2 separate regions of the Homo sapiens genome follow, and region 1 is linked to region 2. Evidence: read pairs that join two places in POLR2A ChIA-PET (ENCODE). Cell type or tissue: CD4-positive, alpha-beta T cell. All regions are shown on one strand. Links, peaks and the distances in the headings refer to the core of each region. The heading gives the core; the rest is flanking DNA. Region 1 overlaps RORA (RAR related orphan receptor A). Region 2 overlaps RORA (RAR related orphan receptor A).

Region 1 (8,331 bases), core at 294-8,293, 190 kb before region 2:
TGGCATGAGGGAGGGGGAAGGAGAGAAGGAAGGAGGAGAGGAGGAAGTAGGAATCTCAGGGTGGGAGAGAGAGAAGATGGATGAGAGTGGCAAAAAGGACAAAGGAGGGAGATGAAAGGGCATGTGGCAAAATGGCTATGATGAAAAAAAAATCTACAGTGGCTCAGCTGCTAGAAGATTCTAACAACAAGGTCTTGACAGATAAATTTTTTTTTTTTTTTTTTTGAGGCAGAGTCTCACTCTGCTGGCTCACTGCAACCTCTGCCTCCTGGGTTCAAGCAATTCTCCTGCTTCTGCCTCCTGAATAGCTGGGACTACAGGCATGCGCCATCACGCCTGGCTAATTTTTGTATTTTTTTGTAAAGACGGGGTTTCACCGTGTTGCCCAGGCTGGTCTCGAACTCCTGGCCTCAAGTGATCCACCCGCCTCAGCCTCCCAAAGTGCTGGGATTATAGGCATCAGCCAAGGTGACCAATTTCCTTACAGATCAATTAGAAGTCATTTGTGTTAATGTGAAGGAAGCCCATTATTTACTACCCATCCTCTTCTTCCCACTGCAGTAAAATGTTCAGTGAAATAGGGTTTTTTTTTTTTTTTAAAAAATTAAGGGGCTGATTTCGTTATATGTTATCATACATATATACAGCATATACATATACGTGCCATATACACACAGACGCATATACACACTTCTCTATGTAAAAGATATCTGGATAAACTGAAACAAATCAGTAAAAAGCAGAAATTCCGCACCATATGTGAGCATGAAAACACAACTTCGGGGCCTCGCCCGTATGCTCTGAAAGCTAGGAATTCTCAGACACCCTGGCAAAGTCTTGACCTTCATTTGGCATTGGAAAAGTACATTGAGGGACATCTCAAAGGACAGGGAGAGTTTATTTGTCACCAGAGTTGAGGGCCAAGCTTATTGTTTCATAGTTTTCCACTGTAAGTTATAGGGAACATGATTTGAATATGGGGGTAAACTCTGAAGTCATAATTTATCAAACCTCTACCATAGCTGCCCAAATGCTCTTTTTCCTTGCTTCCAACTCGCAAACTCTTAATTCATCTTTTCAGATTCTATTTAAATGTCACCTTATCTATGGAACCTTCCCTGATTCCCCAGGGAGGGTAATTTCCTCTCCTGAACTTCTATATTTCTCCAGATATCTCTCTATTACAGCCTGTATCACATAGGATCACATGACTTTGAACCTTAATACAAGGTGGACCTCATGGTATCACTTTTGAATTCCCATTGCCTAGTGAGACATGTGTCACTTTTGCTGAATAAAACCCGGGTATGTGAACAATAAAGAGAAACTTAAAAGTGAATGCACTGCTTCAGAAAGACCAGACTTCCAAGCCCCCGAATGGTGGCACCACTGTCCCCCAATACTTTTGTTACTACTTGCCATTTGTTTTGCCCCTTGTTCCTATTTTGAATAAGAACCCATTGCTCTCCAGAAGTAAAAGCAATGTGACCATTTGTTTATTTACTCCCTGCACCAAGACCCAGGGTGATGAGGCTGGATTGCACATGGGGCGTGGGCATCAGAAACTGGAAAGTCTCACCCTGCCCAGCCTGTCTGGCTCGTATGCTTGGGCAAGTCACATAGCTCCTGTGGGACTCCGTTTCCTCACCCAGTGATAATGACCGGCTTCACAGGGTGGCTGCGGAGCTTAATTAAGGATTGAGAAGGAGGCAGAAAATACAAAGTGCAGCATACACGCAAATTTCCCATATTTATTTTTGGGCTCAGTAACCTGTTGGTAGGAGGTGTTTATGACCTGGAAGAGGAGTCTAGCAAGAGATGTAACTAGCTATTCTCATTCCAAAATGGTTCACTTGGTATTGACTGGGAAATGGGCCATGTCATTCTTGCTTTTGTTCGAGTACATTCTGTGGCCCTTCCTGCTAACTTTCTGGGTATAGCTTGCCAACTCTAGGCCTCAGTTTTCTTGTATAAGGACTTTATCTATCTTTCCTTTATGCTCAGATATGCTGTGATGGCTTAAGCTTTTTCCTTAGTGCTTATACCCTTAAGCCGCACTCAGATAGAAGACAGAGGGAAGGCATACACGTTTGTGAGTGACCCCATGGGGTAGTTCCCTGAGCCAGAAAAGACAGAGACTTATGAAGCCCTGCATAGGTGACACCCGAAATCTGCCTGGCTTTGCGGATCCTGGCCTTTCTTCTAAGTGCTTGGAAGACCTTGGCAGATTCAGCCAGCGTTTTGATCACTGCCAGAGCCTGCAGCTTTGTTGCTAATTGTTTGCTGAATGAATTGAGCAAAAGCACAACTGGTCCCAAGGCAGGAGTGAGGAGGTGAGGGAAAGACAGAAAAACAAACCAGAAGAGAGGACTGGGTGACTGCCTTGGAAAATCTTATTATTACTAGTACATTTTTTTGTCTTTTAATCACAAAGGCTGTCTCTGCACTAGGACTAAAGAACCAGAACTGTTCAGAAAGAGAGAAGAGCCCAGCACCTTATACTCAGGAGATACTGAAAAACATCATATAAGGTGTTTACTGTTGAGAGAAAAGTACACATCAGAGGATGCCCATTATTGATATAGAGCCTTCTCTGTATCTGGATGAACGTGACCAGGAAGCCACCCTCAGCCTGCTGCAGCTGTTTTCAGAATCTGTGGGATCACACCCCAGAGGCAGTTGGGTCAGCCGCAGGCATCAGGTGAGGAGGAGGAAGAGTGAGACAGCTATTACAGGCTGCCGGACCAGGTGGCTGTGAAGAGGTGTGGGGACACCAAGGCTTATATAAGGAGGATGGAGAACACAGGCCAAAGGGGAGGCTGTAATGCTGACTTCGATTGGCTAACTTAATATAAGGCAGACTGAGGGAGGAGGAGGAGGGCAGGAGAGAACACGCTTTAGAAAGCATGACGGTGTCTCATTCTGTTTGCAAGTGAGCACGTAGGTGCCTTCCAAATATGATCCTGAAGAAGGTGCAGATAAATGAAAAATTGGATATACAATAAACCACATACCTCTTTATGTTTATATATGAACATATTAAAGAAGGTTGGCTTTAGTAGAGTATGATGCATATTCTAATTATATCAATATTGGATGCATTGTTAGTACCATTTCTCAACTTCATTTAAAAATCACTTTCAGAAAATACAAAAAATAATTCTGAAGATTTTAACCTTAGGTGCCCGTAGATCATTTTCTTAGGAAACTGCAGCTTTTAGAAATGCTGGACATACTTTATCCAAAGCGTTATAACTGGTCTTCCACAAGCCTAGGATAAAGTTTTCCACAGAAACACTACTACAGAAAAATGCCACATGCCATGGATTAAACACTGAAACCAGCTAATCACAACACATGAGAGCAAATGTAGCATGTTCAGAGAAGTACAAATATGTTGAAACATGTCTGTCATGAAATCTGATCTTAACAATCCTCTGAAGACTAGCCTTTTTGCAAAGAGAACTTATGACTAATATACCTCACGGAGGGGGTCTCAGTTTCTAATAGAGTTAATTTTATCTGCTTTGATGATGGAAACGAAAGACACCCTGGAAACATCCTCTTAATTCTAAGCACCATCCACTCTTTTTGAGGGGGGAGAGGGAAGCTTTCAGTAATTCCCAGTGTGTCTTATACTGAATATATAGAAGATGGTAAAGCAGGGCCAGGTAATTCCAACACTTAAACTGCTACTTAACCATCCACATATTAAAGGAGTTTACATGGATTGTCAGCTATGAAAGAGGTTTCTCAATCTATATCCCACTCCACAGTCAACTCTCCTCACAGGTGCTCTTGGCTGTGGGGCACTCATAATCTCAGAAGCCGATAAGGCTGCCAAGTTCAAGTTGCCGTGACTCTGAACACAGTATAATATTCCCATTCCAAGCCATAGCCCGTCACTTTTGTGGCTGTTCAGATGAGGGCCCTTCTTGGTACCACTCTGACTCACATACACTGGCTGAAGTCATGTAGCAGGTGAAGGACTTAAGTGTCACTAAGTTGGTTTCCAGTTGCTTCCAGGAAAAAAAAAAAAAATCCCCGGCATATAAGATTCTTGCTCCTGACACCTGGCACTTTCTCCTTGTGTTCATGGCTGCAGACAGAAGATCTGGCCATTACTGTTTTGGCTTCAAGTGCTGCCTCCCACACACATATTGAGGGGCTCTGCAACAAACAGAAACCTAGGGACACTGACATTTTGGAGGCAGGGTGTAGAAAAAAACACTGTATGTGTATCTGAAAACTCTGCCATGCATGTCAGCCCTGACACGCCACTTCCTAGCTCTTCTAACGTCAGAACATTCTGTGTTAGGAGTTGCTAATCAGTCCAATATCATATGTAGTTTAACGGTGTTGAAACACATTTGCCAGAAAGGAGGCCAAAAGGAAGGGCCCCTCTACTGCTATCTTCTGCAAAAGATCTGATCACTTGTGACTGCAGCCCCTCACTTTGCCCCCAGGTGTTTTCTCCCTGTGTTGTTCTTGGGCGTGTTTAATTTGGATTGAGCATCCATGGAGCTGTGTAAACATTGAGGTCCCATGAATATTGCAATATTAAACAGCAGTGGTAATTACCAATAGACCCCTCAAAAAGCAATCGAATAGCAAACTCACCTTAACTTGGCCTTTGTATCTCTGGCAACGGAAAGCTCAAAATGCAGTTCTGTCATTTTTGCACAGTCATTTACCTTGACACCCTCCCTCTGCCGTGGAATCAAATCTCCATGTATAAAAATAAACCTAGAAACTTTCTGTTCACACGTTTTGAGGTATGTGCACCAAATGACACACTTTGGGAGGTAAGCACGAGTCATGGTAACTGACCACATCCTTTATCTTTTCATCCTAAGACTTAGCAGAACTTTATCTTTACAATAAAATGGCCTTTAGAAGTGGGTATCACCAACTTCAGAATGTGAACATCGTTACTGAGAAAAAGCATTTTCCTTTTAAACAGAAACCAACAGCCATGCATTAAAAGGCCTGAGGAAAAAAAAAAAAGTGGAGCTACCACAAAACAAACAAATATTCAGCTTGGTTTCAGGAAGCTTAGAGAGGATCAAACAAGGCTTTCTCTATTGAAGTTGTTCGAGAACATTTATGGTTATTTCAGCTTCAGTTTCTATTTACGCTGCTGGCTTTTATGCCTCGACCTCAGGAGGGCATTCCAACTTCAGGTTAACTCACAAGTAGCTTCAGAAAAGTTGGCCTGAAAATCCCACCCCCAGAGTGGGGGAGGGGAAAGCACGATGGTTCACATTGGTTTCCAAACACCTTTCAAACCACTGCTTTGGCCTTGAGTCGAGGATATCTCAAAAATTGGGGAGAGAAATTCCACGGAGAGAGGGTGAGAAAGGTTTCTCATGGTGTGAACATTCATATAGGGAGACTGTCTCTTCCTGCGGGATGAAACCAGGAGAAGAGAGCACCAATTTGCGGAGCCCTCGTGAAGGTTTCCACTCAGGAGTTTGCAATTTTCTGTTGGTCCCTAGGGAGGAAGATTTAGTACATGGTTGAATTTCCAAGCAAATTAACTTCCAGAATAAAGGAGGAACTATGCCAACCCTTTGCAAACAATATTTTTGTTTTATAAATCTATTTAGTTTTCAATTCTTCGTGCCATTTATCCTCATAACCATGTTTTGGTTGGTATTTTTAATCCCCTTTTGATGGATTAGGAAATTGAGGTTTAGAGATTAAGAAACAAGCCCAAAGTTATACAATAAATACATAGAAAAGCTAAGATTCAAACCCGGGTCCTTTTGCCTCTAATGTCCGAGTCCCTTCCAATACGCCACACAGCCCCTGACCACTCCCTTCCGTTAACAATGCATATTGTCAGCGGTGGAAAGAGGAAGAAACTTTTGGAGTAGAATACTGAACAGTTTTGATTAGGGAGCGGATGTGAGGCAGAGGAAATATTATCACTTTGGTGGTTGTTACTATGTCCCCATCCTTTCATGGAAACATATGGAAGTTTTCTCTTAAACGTACATGTCAGAACTTGCCGGTGAAATTTAAGTGACACCCTGCATATGGTGCAAGTTCATCTCCGAGAAGCAAGAGATGAAAAAGCCGCTGTTTCCAGATGTATCAAATCTCATATAAATACCACACGTTGCTTGCCTCTGGAGAAGGTCTCAGTAAGGTTTGTCCAGATTTCAACATAGAGTATTCCTATTTACATATGTCCCGCTGCATACATACTTAGCTATGTCAATATCCACTTGGCATACTCTGGAGCTTAGAAAAAGTTTCCTGCCGAAGCTGAACAGCTTCCCTTGATTGCTCCTTTGCAAACCTTCATGGTTTTTTCATTGTAACAGATTTTTGATTACACAAAACATGCCACTATTCTATGGAACAAAATCAAGCTACATCCCTTTACCCAACCGCCCTTCCCCCATAACATCAATACCAAAAAGGCTTCCACTCCAGGGGGCTTCTGGGAGCATTCCCACAAACCACACAGCTTTCTGCACCCTCCTTCAGCCCCAGTCTTTTTAAAAGTTAGTACAACATGTCCATAAAGGCCACTCTCCCTTGCAGAGTTTTGAACAGCCACTTTAGCCACCTAAATCTGAGAGAGATAAATTTACAATCCACTTTAGGTTTATGTGGGGAACCATAAATATCAGGCTTGAGCCCTGAGGGCTAGAATTTCATGGGCCGTTAAGCATGTCACCAGGTGGAAAGCTGTCAATAGCTGGATGTGAGCTACACTGAGATAACCACAGGGGCCTGGCTTAAGAAAGTGTAGCCCTGATCAAAGAGGGGTGTCCTTTTACCTTGTTCCATCACTCCACTCACCAATTCTCCCTTCCCGCCTCTGATCTCAACCTCTCCTTCACTTCCTGTTAGGTGTCCTCTGTGCTAGGTAGCAGACTGCCTTTTTTTTTTTTTCCTCTAGAGTGAAAGGTTGGGTGACATATGGAAAGAACAAGAGACGTGCAGTTCTGGCAGACCTTGATTTAAATCCTCGCCCTGCTATTTAGTAGCTATGTAATAATGCACAAGTTACTTAACCCAACTTAGCTCATTTTTCCAACTGTGAAATTATTAAAGATAATTAAAAGCATAAGAAAGGCATAAGTAGGGCCAATGGGTAGAGACTGTAAAAAAACAGATTGCCTACTTAGTAGACAGAAGAACTTTCTAAAAGCCAGATTGGCTCGAAAATAGAATGGGCTGCCTTGAAAAGAAATGAAGAAGTGAATATTCTCTGTGACAGGTTTTGCGCATAAGCCGGATGCAGGGTGGTAGATCCCGAGAATAGACAGGAGTTTAGACTGGCCACTGCAAAGGATTTCTAATCTTGAAATTCCATGGTTCTATGATTTGCATATGTGTCCTTCCAGAAAAGCTAAGATAAATCTTCTCAAATCCCCTATGCGGAAGAAAAGTAAATTGGCATCATATTTTTTCATTTTCATTTTCCTTCTAGAAAACTAATCCCTTCCATGTTTTCCCCCTTCCCTCAATTAGTTGGTAGAGAATCCCATTTCCATCAAGTGCACAGAACACATTTAACCATTTTGAAACACTTAACATTTAACACAAACCACATGGCCGTAAGTTTTAATTAGTTCCCGCTATACAAATAGGTCCATTTTTAGAAAAATCAAAATGCTCAATGCTGGTGCTTGCTCTCTTCCTCTCCATTGTTTCTCTGTTTGACTAGCTCAGTGGCACTTTCCCATCCTGCCCTCTTGCTGTCTGAGCCCATGGCACCTGCCAATAAAAGTGATGACAGGCTTTGATGCTCACACAGGTTTGCAACAACAGAGTTCACTTCATAATCACCAGACTTCAGCCCGTAAGCGTGATCTGAGTGACACTGGATTTTTTACCTGAGATGTTACGCTGTGGGCTTTCGTTTCTACAGGTTATGAACCACTTTGAAAGTGATTTTTTTAGCTTGCTAGGGGGAATGACCTATGAGCCTGCAGACAAATCTCAACTGATTGGGCAAAGCCCAAACCCTTATTAGAGTGCTTGAGTTTGCTGGGAAAACTGGCTGCCACATATGAGCCACAGATACAAGGTCGTCCTTTGGCATAATGTGTACAGGTGCATGCGTGTGTGTGTGTGTGTGTGTGTGTGTGTGTGCGTATTTGAACATGTTCAGGTCATGAAGCAAATCAGAAGTACAAACCAGTGTCTTCTGTTTGGCCAAAGTGAATATCAAGGGAAACCACAGAAGACAAAGTGCACTCGTACAACAAGGAGTGATGGGAGGGCTAAGCCTAGGGCTCCCGTCCTCACCCTCATCACAAAGTGACTGCTATGAATGACTGCATGTTGATTGGCCAGGCATGGAGGAAG
Region 2 (8,331 bases), core at 36-8,035:
TATTCATACCTTGACCTTTTTTTTTTTTTTGTAGATATGGGGTCTTGCTAAGTTGCCCAGGCTGATCTCAAACTCCTGGGCTCAAGAGATCCTCCCACCTCAGCCTCCCAAAGTGCTGGGATTATAGGCATGAGCCATCATGCCGCACCCCCTCGTTGACTTTTAAGGCCCTCTTGAACTTTGTCTTTGGCCCTTCCTTCCTGTCACTGAAACTCTTTCTTTCTTATTCATTTTCTTTCCCATATTTCCTATGTTTGTGTCAATATATCAAATTAGAAAAAGCAACTGACTAGGAAAAAAATGAAGCCTATTTGATTGAGGTGATTCCAGATGTGAAATGAAGCTTGGCGAACACCAGCTCCTCTACAGGTGGGGCTTTAATAATTACGAAGCAAGAAGGATGCACATATATCAATCAATGCGCACGCAGCACACTGCCAACCTCACCCCTCCTTGCACACGTCAATACAGGCTCAGGCTTGGTAGCAGGTACTACAAGTTCCACATGTGAAAAACACAAAGCAAGAAAATCGCCACCTCCTGCCCTGCCTTCCATGGGGAGCCTGTTTGGAGTGTAGGGGCGCACCCACTCTAAGTCATGTCTCAGGCTGGCCTGTAGCCTTGCCCTTGGTTTCCCTGTTGAACACAGCCTTGTGCACCATTTCCCCCGCTAAAGAGCTCACCGGGGACACAGTCCTTACTGTCTTCATCCGCTGTGAAATCATAAACGGCTCCACTAAACAAGTTAGCATCTGATTGTTTCTTCTCAGGTTGCCAGAAAAAAAAAACAAAAACCTGGATATTTGGACACCTCTGGGAGCAATTGAGTTGTCCGCTTTGCATGCAGGCATTTGGCATGTGAAGGTACAGCCTGAAGGACAAGAGCTGCCTCCTTCATGTCTGTGTCCTTGTTGCCTAGCATGGGAGCTGGCAGAGAAAACGTCTGAAAATACTTGAGAAGGGGCTTTTAGAAATGAACAACCCGGCTCTATCCCATGAAGAGGAGCGTAGTGGACCATCCAGATCCTTCAAGGCTTGGCTTCCAAGTCCTTCTCTGAATACAGACTCTGTTCTTACTGCCTCTGAGATCCACTCGAGCCATCCCAAGTGGTGGGATGAGCTGTGTTCCCTACCCCCTTAGACCTCTATCCTATTGTTTCTGCCACCCCTACTCTCCAGCATGCTGTTCCACACCAGACCTTAGAGTCTGCTTTATCTACCAACAACCCTAGAAAACAGGTGTAATTTGTTGACCCAGACATGGCCTGGGCTGGGGATTTTACTCTATGACCACATAGCACCAAACATCTGGAACAGAAAGGGAAAAAGCTCTCCAGCTGTTTCCAGACATCCAGATGTCTGGCATGGGAAAGAGGAACATCCTGCCACCTGCCCCACTGAGGGTATGCTGTCCAAGCAGACAGGCAGCAGGTCACCGGGCCATGGGGCCAGCCTCTGTGGTGCAGGGCTGCCACTCTGTCTCTGTGCAAGATGAGACTTGACCTGAAACCTCCAGACTGAAAGACCCCTCTTTCTGAAGTTTTCTTTAGAAAAAAAAGTGGCAGAAGCCACAGTAGGTTCATGGGGAACCCCACTCACACCAGACGTAATGGCGTCTTTTATTTGTAGGTATCAAAAAGTGTGGCCAGTTCAAGATTTCCCTCCCTGCTTTCAGTTTCCAGGGCACATGGTTTAACCAAAATCATGTTAAAAACTTCAGTGTCTTCTGGGTTTAACTCAGTTCCCCCAGACAATTTTCTTCTTTTCCTTTCAAGGGAGCATTTGGCTTTCCACCTGGTCATCCTTCAAAACATTCATTCAACACACACACACACACACACACACACACACACACACACACACACATATACTTTTTTTTTTTTTCAGAGGGTGTCTCACTCTGTCACTCAGGCTGGAGTGCAGTGGCGCGATCTCTCCTCACTGCAAGCTCCGCCTCCTGGGTTCACGCCATTCTCCTGCCTCAGCCTCCTGAATAGCTGGGACTACAGGCGCCCGCCACCACACCCACCTGGCTAAATTTTTTTTTGTATTTTTTTAGTAGAGACAGGGTTTCACCGTGTTAGCCAGGATAGTCTTGATCTCCTGGCCTCGTGATCCACCTGCCTCGGCCTCCCAAAGTGCTGCGATTACAGGCGTGAGCCACCGCGCCTGGCCTCAACATATATTTTTTAAGTGCTTACGTGTCAGGCATTGTAAGAATAGTATTAATATATTGTACCCTTAATGAATATAATGACAATTTTGACTAAACAATAATCACATTAAAGATGATGATAATAATTGAAATTACATATTGACCATTTATGTACCTCACTGAATAATCTCATTTGTATTTCTTTACTTAATTTATCAAACCACACTAAAAATAAATGCATTACTTTTAATGGCAAAAAACGAAATTACTTTTACACCAACCTAATATCTCCTAGGAAGCTCAGAGTGATTAAATACCTCACAGAAAGCCACACAGCATATTGATAGTCTAGCTCAAACTTGAATGCAAGTCTGCCTGGAGTTCAGCAATCACACCCTTACTCACTGCATTATATCAATGCACATCTGTACAGTGCACGTGGCAGAGAGGAACCAGGGTAGGTATAATGAGTTTGTAACTCCAGAGAGCACCATTGTATTCCATGAGACTGGCACTGGCTAGAGCACAGTGTACAGCCTACACGGTGAATGACTCCCCATGGAGTTGTGAGACACAGTGGCCCTGTCCTGTGTTCACTTACAGGCACCAGAAGCATGGGAGGAAATAAAATCCCATGCTTATGTATATGTGCATATATCATATATGTCTATGTGCAGGTATGGAGTGTCTAGTATGAAGGCTGGCATCTAGTAGGTGCTCTTAGATCTTTGCTGTTTGCCTATTTAAATAAAAACATTTTAAAATGTAAATAGAGAAGGCAGATGCCGAGACTGGAGGAGGAAGTAAGAGTTACGCCCTGTTGTGGGTAGCAGGCAGGGGCTGGAGGGAGAGTCTGGGAACAGCCAAGGGATAAAAGCTGTGATGATGGGCGGGGTCTGAGTGTGTAGAATTGGGCCTAAGATGGCTCTCAGAGGGAGGAAGAGACCTGGGTCTGCAGCAGCAATTAGAACTGTTTCTGGGGTTCACCTCACTTGCTGCCTTAGTATGAGAACTAGGTTTCCTTTGACAGCCTGTTTCTTGGGTGGTCCACTTTTGACTCGGAGGGCTCATCAGAGGGAAAGGAAGGATGCCTATTCCTCTGGTGCCTGGTCCTCTCAGCCAGTGTCCTCTGCACCTGCCCCAGAGGGCTCTGACACAGGCCTGGTGGAGATTGAGAGCTCAACATGGGGCCAGGTGAAGGCAAAATTCCCCAGGTTCTTAGGCAAGATTTGATTCAGATCTGTGGCTGTGAAGCCAGGCCTTTTGCCCTTAACCAGAAGTCTCCAGACAATGGATTTGCAGCCATGACTCATAGAACCCTGTCCCCACTCTCACCAGCAGAGGCTTGGCTCTGGGAAAGATGGTTCAGGACTCTGGACCTCAGGAGTCCCATTTAGAAAAGAATCAAGAGAGTGAGATGTTTGCTCAGCTGCCTTTTCCCTCCAGAGAGGGACACTGCATGTGTCCCGCCACTGCTAGGCTGAAGGAGGAGAAGAGCGAATGAGCTCTGTGTTCACAGCACATCTTCTTACCCAGCCTCTCTGGACATCCCAGGAATGGGGGGCTTAGCTTCTGGTTTGTGACAAGGGGAGGATGCCTTCATTATCCCCTAATCCTGTCTCCGTGGCCCGGCAGCCTGACTGACAAAGCATCCTGCCTGGCACTGTGGCAACTGCCATCGAAGCCTGACCAGCTGGAGCCCAGGCGATAGTTTTTCGAAAGCTGTTACCCAAAAAAAGCAACACTGAGTTGGGTGTAGAGATAACTATCTCTGCTGTCACACCACACGGGGAGGGAGGGTAGCGACAATACCACCTCCTTCCTCGACAACGATACCTTACGGAAGCCAGAGAAATTTAGGCATTGAAAGTAAAAACATTCAGCGTACTTACCAAATGTTGACTGACTCCCCGTGAGCATTTTTTCAGCAGAGAGCTGAGGGAAACAACTTTTTCTTGTTTTCTCTCCACGCCATCCCACAGCTGACACAGCTTGGAGAAAGAACACACACCCATAGACTGCAAACACTTCTCAGGTGGCTGTGAACCCTCTCGGGGCCTCAGGCACTACAAGGTGCCCTCCCTGACCTCCTGGGTATGAAACACAGAGGAATCTAGGGCTGAGTGATTGTGTGCTACCAAAGAGAAAGAGAGAGGAAGCAAAGCCACAATTTGGATCGTCCTGTGGCTGCCGCGGCCACAGCCATCCAACCAGCAGCTCGCCTGGCAGTGCCTACTGGCAATGGGCTCTCTCTGTCTCTCTCTCCCTTTCTGTGGCTCTTTCTTGTTTTCTCTCTCCCTCTCTCTCTCTCCTTTCTTGGGGGCTGTATTGGTTCTGGAGAAGGAGGCCCCTGCCATTGCTTCTGACATTGCACAGGAAAGGAAGAGTAAAAATGCTATTGAGAAAGACCTGGTTTTTCTGTTTTTCCTGGAGGGATTCCTCCCTCGCAAAGGGAGTGGATTAGAAATGATGGAATAATTCGAAGGCCACAAGTGGACAGGTGGAGCCAACACCCCTCCACACACCTGGTCAGTCCATTTTCTGCCCTCGTTCTCTCCTCCCCGTCATGATGTTGTGCTCCGCCCTTTATCTCCTTTTTTTTGGTTGTCACAGTTTCAGCTCATTGTCACTTGTGAGGAAAGTAGAAACCATCCACTGTATCTGGTGTAAAACAGCCTCAAACCTTTTTGAGAAAAGCAGGATACAAATGAATCAATGTGCCAAGCAGTGCCCTTGGGGGCGTGGGACCTGGGTCCAGTGATCCCAGATGGTGGCCTTCCCCCAGGAGAGAGAACAGCACTGTCTCTCCTCCCCTCGCACTACAGTTTGGGTCACTGCCATCACGGATGCCTTCTCAAAACATATCTTTGACCCCTTCTTCCTTCTCTGTGGTTGCCAAGCTGACCCATCCCTTGCTCCTCAGCCATCTTCCTTTCTAAAGTTCACGAATTTGTGTTTTCCACCCCCTTCCCTTCTCTACCACCCCAGGGCCGTCGTCCACTTTGCTTGGATACTGACAGAGCCTCCTTGCCAACATTCCTCCTTTCTCCCCAAACTGATGACAGGTGAAGATTTCCCCAAACAGCAATTTATTTAATATCATCCCTGCAGGAATATCTTCCTTGGCTGCCCATGGGCTGCAGGATAAAGTCCAAATACCTAGTCTCAGCAAACAGAAACTTCTACATCTTGACCCTAACTTACTGTTCAAAGCATTAATCATAATAGATATTTTCAAAGCTACCATTTATGATTTATGGGCCACTTAGTACACATCAGATACAGCGTTAAGCATTGCTTCCTGAGTTAGTTCTCACAAGAGTCCTACATGAAGTTTCATTACTTGCACTTTCCATTTTCAGGCCTGTAGAGATGAAGCAGCTTCAGAAGGCTGACAGTGGGTCAGTGGTCAGTGGTGAGCATTGGACTGCAGATCTTATGATGTCAAAACCCATGCTCTTGACCCCTTCACTGCCCCTTCTACCTGAACGGATGCCCTGTGCTGCTGTCACACCCCTCCCCCGACCCTCCACACAGGTCCTGGGCTGTCATGGTCACCCCCTCCCAAACCCAAACTGGTGCCTGGGGCAGAGGAGCTCTAAGAAGTCCTCAATCCATATGAGCTGAAAGTTCTCAGCCTTCAAAGTAGAAGATCGGGTGGATAAAGAAGACACGCAGCCCAGGAAGCTTCAAGTAGATGGGCAGTGAGTGCCAGCCCGCCACATCTGCTGAGTGAGAGTGGGTGGTGGAAGAGCTGGGGCTGGCTGTATTCATTTGAAACGTGGGCTCTTTCTCTGCATCCTGCAGCAGCCTCTTTCTCTGTCCACCCTTCTCGTTCACCCACCACACCCCTCGTGAAACTCCATTCCTAAGGTAATTCTCCAAATGTCCAAACCCAAGATCTACTCAGCCAAGAAGCTGGGTTCTGCCGCTCTCCCTCCCCCTGCTGTTCTGCTGCAAGGAAATGGAAGAAGGAACAACCTCGCTGGGCCACTTGGTGATTTGTTTTTTCCTTGCTCAAAGCACAAACATGCACAAATCTCAGAGTCCCCATGTTAAGCAGAGACGCTCCCTGGTCAGTCTCCTGCACTCTAACTTCCTAAAAATTAAAGAGTCAAGGCAGAATCAGACACGGTAGAAGGGAGAAAAGGCCTCTTAGTAGCCATAAAGTCCAGGTACCTCATTTTACAGGTGAGGACATCGGAGCCTGGAGAGAAATAACTTGTCCAAGGTCATTCAGTATCAGAGTGGTAGAGCCCACACAGTTCCCAAGGCCTTTTCTCCCAGGCGGAGAGCTCTTTCCCTCTCCCTGTGATGTGGCTGCTGCAGCCACACAAACCAACTGTTCTTGTTACACGTGTCATGGTCAAATGTCCACTAGCTGCCCAAGGGCAAGATGAGTTACAAGAGCAATTCTTCCCATGACTTTACAGTTGTCAGGAGGGGTCAAGGACGCTTTCAAGATTCACACTCTGACCGTGGCAAGCCAGGTTCTCGGAGGGTTAAATGACTGATGAAAAGAAAGCCAAAGGCTGAGTCAGAACCAGGGACAGAACGGCTGGCACAGCCCTGTCTTGCTGGGGAAGGCAAAGTTCTCCATTTTGGCAAGGTCCGTGAATGTCTCTTTTTGCTTTTCCTGGGTCTCTGGTGCACTTGTTGGATTGAATCTTAAAGCATACCCTGAATGCTAAACATCTCAGGATAATGCACTAAGTCCTTCCTCAGCTGGGCTGGCCCATCTTTCTACAGCCTCACCCTAATATACCTACTCTGCTCAGGGCACAGGAAACATAGCCCACACTTTCACATCTTCATTTACTTTTTTTTTGGTTATTCTCTCCACCAGGAATATCTTCCCCTCTTTAACTGGCAAACCTGCACTTGACTTTGAGGATGGAGTTTAAATGCCTGCTCCTTTTCATAGCCTCCTCTGGCTCTTCTCTCCTAGTCCCCTCACTTGTCTTCCCAGAGAACTCTGTTCCTGGCACCTCTCTGCCCTTCCTGAGTTGAATTCTAGCTATTTGTTAACATGTTTTCTCCTATGGCTGTCCTGAGGCTCTCTCAAGGACAGTGACTCAGTCATATTCATCTTTGTACCCTGGGTTGTCAGCTCAGTTACTGGGACACAGAGGGAACAAAAGAATTACTACTTTAAACTACACAGAAATGCATCTACTTAAGGAAAACTTTGCTCCAAGTTCCCAAATGGAAAAGCCAATGAAGGAGTTGTTGTTGTTGTTGTTGTCGTTTGCCCCTAAGAGTATAGCAAAGGCCCCCAACCAGCCAGTTTTCATTCTGAATGGTAAAGTGTCATTTTACAAGCTGCTGCCACGAGCAAGCCTCCACGCATGTCGAATGCACACTTGTATGCATGCACACACACATAGGAGCTAGAAGGAGCTGGTTGCTCTATGGCAAGAAGCAGCAAAGAAGATAAGATCACCATACTGCAAAGGAAGGTAAGCCACGTGATGATGTGGGTAACCCCAGGCACAGATGATACCCTCAGCGAGGCCCAGCTTAAATCTAACCACATCAACTTTTCATGAAACAGACATGAAAAAGTAAGACTAAGACAATTACAAAAAAGGTGGTTTAATGCCTTCTTGCCTCGATGGTATCAAAGCTATTGGCTCCAGGGCTACACTTGGGGAAACAATTCTTTGAGATAAGGAGATGAACTATCTGCTCAAAAGAATGTGCAGGAAGCCAAGGTAACTGGGCAACACATAATGAAACGGTTTGTGGCCAATGAGCCGTCTAAACAAAAATATCCCTGGTAGGCATCAGTTGTATAAGTGAAGGAAACCAAACCCACCCTTGTTTCAAAGTGAAGACTTTGTGGGTGCCAGTGTGTGAGTGTGTGTGTGTGTGTCCTCACTAAATATTATAGTTAAAGTGAAATTCACAAGTCCTCCAGCTGTGGCTGACACTGGTATAAAATGAAAAGGTTGAGAAGGTGAGACTAGTTGTCATACAGCAACCTTGAAGTGCCTTTCCGGGTGGCACTGCCTGCTATGTGAAGGCTCATTTGCTGAATGACCATCACTACGTCAACACAAATTGAGATCTCAGCATTGATTTATCGGTGTGTGTCCCAGAAAGACACACTGCATTTCAGCATCACGGTATTCTGATGTAGTTAGGTTCTGAATTCTCTGAGCCACAGACGATGG

The links. Peaks named below come from ENCODE experiments on the same cell type or tissue, not always from the same donor. Only the 100,000 strongest peaks of a DNase experiment are listed, where the experiment ranks them.
Region 1: POLR2A ChIA-PET joins it to region 2 with 11 read pairs; 5 of 35 experiments call an interaction of 5 or more read pairs at or near these places.

Annotation. Positions count from the first base shown.
Region 1 is chr15:60,645,215-60,653,545 of GRCh38, forward strand. All of the region lies in intron 2 of RORA (RAR related orphan receptor A), which reads right to left. It overlaps LOC105370846 (a long non-coding RNA gene), which reads left to right. Exons shown (of 5, transcript XR_007064663.1): 5 at 2,435-8,331. Among named protein-coding and RNA genes, the nearest start is that of RORA-AS2, 32 kb to the right of the region's middle. RefSeq lists an enhancer at 4,927-5,428 and a silencer at 6,733-6,822. In CD4-positive, alpha-beta T cell, for the core only: no CTCF peak of the experiment used is centred there; a DNase peak (open chromatin) is centred at 4,867; H3K4me3 peaks cover 772 bases; H3K27ac peaks cover 935 bases.
Region 2 is chr15:60,837,023-60,845,353 of GRCh38, forward strand. The region is part of intron 1 of RORA (RAR related orphan receptor A); the gene reads right to left. Among named protein-coding and RNA genes, the nearest start is that of RORA-AS4, 78 kb to the left of the region's middle. In CD4-positive, alpha-beta T cell, for the core only: no CTCF peak of the experiment used is centred there; DNase peaks (open chromatin) are centred at 3,449, 3,959, 4,289 and 7,629; H3K4me3 peaks cover 3,205 bases; H3K27ac peaks cover 4,108 bases.